Regions from separate parts of the Homo sapiens genome. Here region 1 is linked to region 2. Evidence: read pairs that join two places in POLR2A ChIA-PET (ENCODE). Cell type or tissue: PC-3. All regions are shown on one strand. Each heading gives the region's core, and the rest is flanking DNA. Links, peaks and the distances in the headings are about the cores only. Region 1 overlaps XXYLT1 (xyloside xylosyltransferase 1). Region 2 overlaps PPP1R2 (protein phosphatase 1 regulatory inhibitor subunit 2).

Region 1 (2,917 bases), core at 249-2,748, 400 kb before region 2:
CTTAAAACTACAAGATGTAATTAGAGAGCTGGACACTGGCTGGAGGAATGGTTTCCGTGCCAGGCCCTACCTAGACTGGATTTGTGAGACTAGGAGGGGAGAGGCTGGGCAATATTTTACTAGTCAAGGGCCTGGTCCTTGACTAATAAGGTCATAGCCTTGCAGAGGGAGACACGCATTCATGGGAAGCGTCTGTCCTCCAAGCCTGAGGAGTGAGGGCCACAGCTGGGTGCAGGCGGCCCTCAGAGAGGCTTTATGGAACTGGCAGCATCTCACCTGTGCCTCGAAGAATGAGCAGGGCATATAGAAAAGTGGGCTGGAGGCCAGGTGCAGTGGCTCATGTCTGTAATCCCAGCACTTTGAGAGGCCGAGGCGGGTGGGTCACAAGTGAGGAGTTTGAGACCAGCCTGGTCAGCATGGTGAAACCCCGTCTCTACTAAAAATACAAAAATTAACCAGGCATGGTGGCGGGTGCCTATAATCCCAGCTACTTGGGAGGCTGAGGCAGGAGAATTGCTTGAACCTGGGAGGCAGAGGTTGCAGTGAGCCAAAATTGCACCACTGCAGTCCAGCCTGGGCAACAAAGTGAGACTCTGCCTCAGGAAAAAAAAAAAAAAAAAAAAGAAAGAAAGAAAGAAAGAAAAATGGGCTAGAGAGAGAGCATCCTAGTCAGAGAGAGAGCATCCTAGACAGAGGGAGAGCATCCTCAAGGGCCCCAAGTGTGGAAGACACCTGTGTGGGCAACAGCCAGGGGTTCAGTGCAGCTGAAACAAAAGTACAAGGGGAGCTGGTGAGAGGAGAGGTGGGTGCAGGGAGGGAGTAGCTGCCCCCAGTGTCAGGCTAAGGAGTTCGGCTTTTAAAATTAGTCCAATGTCTAGCATACAGCAGGTGCTCAGGAAAGCTGGAGACAGAGAGTCATCAGTTAGTTTGGGGACATGGAAGTGGGTAGGCGGTCCCTTGGCTGCAAAGCTCCCGGGTAGACAGTCCCTTGGCTGCAGAGCTTGGAGCTGCTAGTGACCCAGGAGACTACGTCTGATGTGAAATGAAATTGAAAGTCGAGCAGAGAGTCTGGCTAAGACCTTCTAAGAGGCGGAAAATGATGTGGAGGCAGGGAGAGGGAACCAGGCCCCCAGAGTCAGAATAGGCAGCAGGAAGGACATAAGGCCTGCTGCTTACGGATCTCTCATCTCTGTCCACAGTCACATTTGGCAAAGGTACCTCCACGTCGCAGGAGTGCAGCCACGGACGCTTTCACAGTGTGCTCAGCCGCTCAGCTGCAGGCATGGGGCCAGCCCTCTAGGCTATATACCTCTTGAGGGTGGGGTCTGTGGCTTGTTCAGAGCCTGGCCCTTAGCAGGTCCTGAAGAAGTAACTGTGGAATTCTTTACTAGATAAGCTCAGATGTGCCAAGATGATAAGACAAAGGCCCCTTCCCAAAAACACTCCCATGACTGAGGCCAAGCCCACATGAATCTCCTAAGTTTATCTTGGGTAATGCCAGGGCCAGGACACATAGGTGAGTTTCACAATGGGAGCCTGCGTTTCCATTCCATTCCCCTCACAGAGTTGGGGTGGGCTGGGCTTGGCTGTATTCACCAACAGTCCCTATGGACTTCTCCCAGATGAGGACCCCTCCCAGCTTCTGGAGATTCTGTGGCAGACATAATACAAGCCCATCCAGGAGGCATAAGGCGACATCTCCCGAGCCCTACGTGCTGGTCTAGGGAGCAACACCCTCTCTGCAAGACATCTTTAGGCTCTCTGGAGTACATGAACACAGGTGAGTCATCCTTTTACAGTCACAGGCTGAGAGGGTGCAGCCCTGGTGAGATTCTGACTTGTAGCTAATGTGCACTAAAAGCAGCTCTTGGGAATTTCTGAGACCAGCCAGAAATCAATGGTGACAATAAAGCATTTACACTTTTGAGCAGAGTTACCTCATCTCAACTTCGATTCCTTGATTCCTTCTGCATGGAATTATGGCCAAATCCCAGTGGTTAGTTCTCAAAATTAGCAAATTAGTCTATAGGCAACGTTAGCACCACCCAATAGAGAAAGCCTAATCCTTCCTATTCAACCCATGCCCAAATACCAGCTCCGGAGGTGGCACGGACTAGCAGAGGATGTGGGAGGCACCCTTACTGTTATGGACAGCATGTATGGCCCCCACCCAAATTTACATGTTGATGTCTACATTAGTCTGTTCTCACACTGCTATAAAGACATACCTGAGATTGGGTTGATTTATGTAGAAAAGAGGTTTAATAGACCCACAGTTCTGCAGACTGTACAGGAAGCATGGCCAGGAGGCCTCAGAAAACTCACAATCATGGTGGAAGGTGTAGGGGAAGCAAGCACATCTGCACATGGCAGCAGGAGAGAGAGTGAGAGAGAGAGTGAGAGAGAGAGTGAGAACAAAAGAGAGAGAGCACAAGAAGGGGGAAGCACTACACACTTTTAAACAACTGGATCTCATGAGGACTCATTCACTATCACGAGAAGAGCAAGAGGGAAGTCTGCCCCCATGATTCAATCACCTCCCACCCAGCCCCTCCTCTAACACATGGGGATTACAATTCAATATGAGATTTGGGTGGGGACACACAGCCAAACCATATCAACGTCCTAACCTCCAGTGGGATGGTATTCGGGGGATTTGGGGGAGTTATTAGGTCATGAGGGTGGGGCTCTCATTATGGGATTAGTGCCCTTATGAGAGACATGAGAGAGCTTGCCTCACCTCTCCCTACCTCTGCTCTCTCCATCATAAGAGGATACAAGACGGCCATCTGCAAACCAGGAAGTAGGCCCTCACCACATACCTGATCTGCCAGCACCTTGATCTTGGACTTCCCAGCCTAAAGAACTGTGAGCAATAAATTCTGTTGTTTATAAGCTACCTAATCTATGGTGTTTA
Region 2 (2,917 bases), core at 149-2,648:
CCAGAGGATACGGAAGAATATGTAGAAGAAGCAAAGCCAGGAAACAAATTGACACTAGACAATCTGACCAAGAGTTCTATTTGAGACTGCTTGGCTTATTTTACAACATGGACGCTTTTATGATATGGACACTGAAACTAAACAGTAGAAGGAAGATTATTAGTACCACATAGAAGCATCTTAAGAGAAACGAAAAAGCACAAAAGTTAGGCATAAATTATGATGTATTTTTGTAAAGTTACACCAAGTGAGCCTGCCTCTCCTTCTATCGCCTTTATCACCCAAGACAGTGAGACCAACCCCTCCTCCTCCTCAGCCTGCTCAATGTGAAAGACCACCAGGATAAAGATCTTTATGATGATCCACTTCCTTACGATTTTAACATTTTCTTTTCTCTAGCTTACTGTATTATAAGAACGCAGTAACATAATACTTGTAACATACAAAACATGTAGTTAATCAATTGTTTATATTACCTGTAAGGCTTTCAGTCAACAGGAGGCTACCAGTAGTTAAGTTTTGGGGGGCTGGGCACAGTGGCTCATGCCTATAAATCCCAACACTTTGGGAGGCCAAAGTGGGAGGATCACCTGAGCCCAGGAGTTTGAGATCAACCTGGGCAACATAGCGAGACCCTGTCTTTAAAAAAAAAAAAAAAAAAAAAAAAGTGCTGGGATTATAGGTGTGAGACACCGCACCCAGCCAGTGTGTGCTTTAGCAATAATTTCTGACACTTTAAATTTATACTTAATATGCTTTTCTGTATGTATATTACACTGTAATAAAATATTTTAAAAATAAACACATATTAATAATGTTGTTTGGGGGTGCCTGTTAATCTCAAAGTAAAACAAGTTACTTCCTAAGTGATGTTAACAATATTGAATTAAAAATGACAATTTAGGAGGTGGGCAGATCACCTGAAGTCAGGAGTTCAAGACCAGCCCGGCCAACATGATGAAGCCCTGTCTCTACTAAAATACAAAAATTAGCCATGCTTGGTGGCGCATGCCTGTAATCCCAGCTACTCAGGGGGCTGAGGCTGGAGAATCACTTGCACCCAGGAGGCAAAGGTTGCCGTGAGCTGAGATTGCACCATTGTGCTCCAGCCTGGGCGACAAGAGCGAAACTCCGTCTCAAAAAAAAAAAAAAAAAAAAAAGACAACGACGACAACTGATCATCGTTGCTTAGGATAAAAAAAAGAATGAGGAAAGACCTCTGGAGTTTAAAAAGTATCTCTAATGGGAAAGAAAGAACGCCACATCCTGTAAATATTTTTTGCAAGATAAGGATTGAAGAAAAAGAACTACAGAACACAAGCAGAAATTAAGTTTTCTTGAAATTAAAAATAAAATTTAATAAACACAATCCCAGCACCCTAAGCCATTCATAATTTTGATTTCAGCATATTCTTCCCTTTGTATAATACATATAAATATGTATAAGCTATCAAAACATAAAAATATATATAACTATACATATAAAACAGTACATACAGTATATATACAATACATATGCTGATATATAAGTTTTAAGTATATGTAGTATAAGTTGCTTGTGTTTTTTTACCTTCTTAATGACTGTATAAGATTCATTTAGATTGATAACCTAAATAAGTTTTCCTATTTAAAATAAGGCAGACATGAACATATTTGTATATATGCTATTCAATGCTGTTTTAAAGAAAATTTGCTAGTGTAAGAGTCTGAATTAAAGTTTATTAAGAACTTTATAGTTCACTCCATGTTGCCATACAGATTTTTTTTTAAAAAAAGAGGACTGTTTGTAACGTCCCCAGTAAATTACCAAACCATTGCTAGGATTAGCTATTGTGTGTGTGTGTGTGTGTGTGTGTGTGTGTGTGTGTGTTTCCATTTCAGCAGGTATAAAACAGTATTTTAAAACTGTTGTTTCTTTGCCTAATTTCCTCATGTGAATTATGTTTACATCCTTTGCCTATCAGAAATCTTCCCATAAATTTGAGCTCTTTAGATTTATATAAACCACATTTTATATAACTTCAATTTTTCCCAGTTTGTTTGCCATTTAGTTTACTTTCTTCTGTAAATGAAATTTTAAGTTCTAAATATTCAAAGTCTCACTCAACTTGTTTTCTCAACAGAACACTAACAGAAAAAAAAATTAGTACAATTATTCAGATCCAAAAAAAGACAACAATAGCTTGCAAAAACAAGCATTTAAATAACGGTATTACAAAACAGACTCCAAAAATGCTAGGAAATCTTCGAAAGTTAGTGAAGTAGAAGAAACTGTCAGCAGGGGACACTGGATATGAAAGTCGGCATCTCTAAAGTGATGGCAGAATTAACATTAGTTGTGGAATAGCAAAACCCAAGGAGTGAGCCTGAGCTTAATCCCAGTACCATCATGAACTGTATGACCTCCTTTGAGGTCAGTATCCCTGCAGACAAAAATAGGGGCACCACCATTTACATGGCAGATCTGCCATGATGGTGAAAGCACCTGCTGGTTTCAGTTTTCCCCCACCCTCTTGGGTGACTGGTTTTCCTACAGCCTAAATCTGGTGCTGAAAACGTCACCGCTTCTCACTTTTACTTTGTTAGCTCATATGGTGCCACCTTAAGAAGACCTACTGGAACTTCTTGTTGCTTGTGACTTGCTCATTTGATAAGTTGTGACTGTGTCTGGAATGGGAAGCAAGATTTTGCTTCAAGGTGATTTAACTTTAATTGCACATTTCAAGAAATGGTTCTTTCTTTAAATGAAGATTCAACTTATATAGATTGACACAATATAAGACTTCGAAGCCTGATATCGTTACTGAACAATTAAAGTAAGACTTAACAATAAAAGCAATTACAAGTAAGCAAAAAGTAACTTTTAGAAAACAAATTTTTATTTTACTCAGTAAACCTCTGACTATAATATTCCACA

Evidence for each region. Peaks named below come from ENCODE experiments on the same cell type or tissue, not always from the same donor. Only the 100,000 strongest peaks of a DNase experiment are listed, where the experiment ranks them.
Region 1: POLR2A ChIA-PET joins it to region 2 with 18 read pairs; 5 of 35 experiments call an interaction of 5 or more read pairs at or near these places.

What each region holds. Positions count from the first base shown.
Region 1 is chr3:195,138,255-195,141,171 of GRCh38, forward strand. The region is part of intron 3 of XXYLT1 (xyloside xylosyltransferase 1); the gene reads right to left. Among named protein-coding and RNA genes, the nearest start is that of MIR3137, 5.1 kb to the left of the region's middle. RefSeq lists enhancers at 788-1,289, 1,290-1,789. In PC-3, for the core only: no CTCF peak of the experiment used is centred there; a DNase peak (open chromatin) is centred at 1,797; H3K27ac peaks cover 477 bases.
Region 2 is chr3:195,535,651-195,538,567 of GRCh38, forward strand. All of the region lies in intron 1 of PPP1R2 (protein phosphatase 1 regulatory inhibitor subunit 2), which reads right to left. Among named protein-coding and RNA genes, the nearest start is that of PPP1R2, 6.2 kb to the right of the region's middle. RefSeq lists an enhancer at 2,297-2,526. In PC-3, for the core only: no CTCF peak of the experiment used is centred there; no DNase peak of the experiment used is centred there.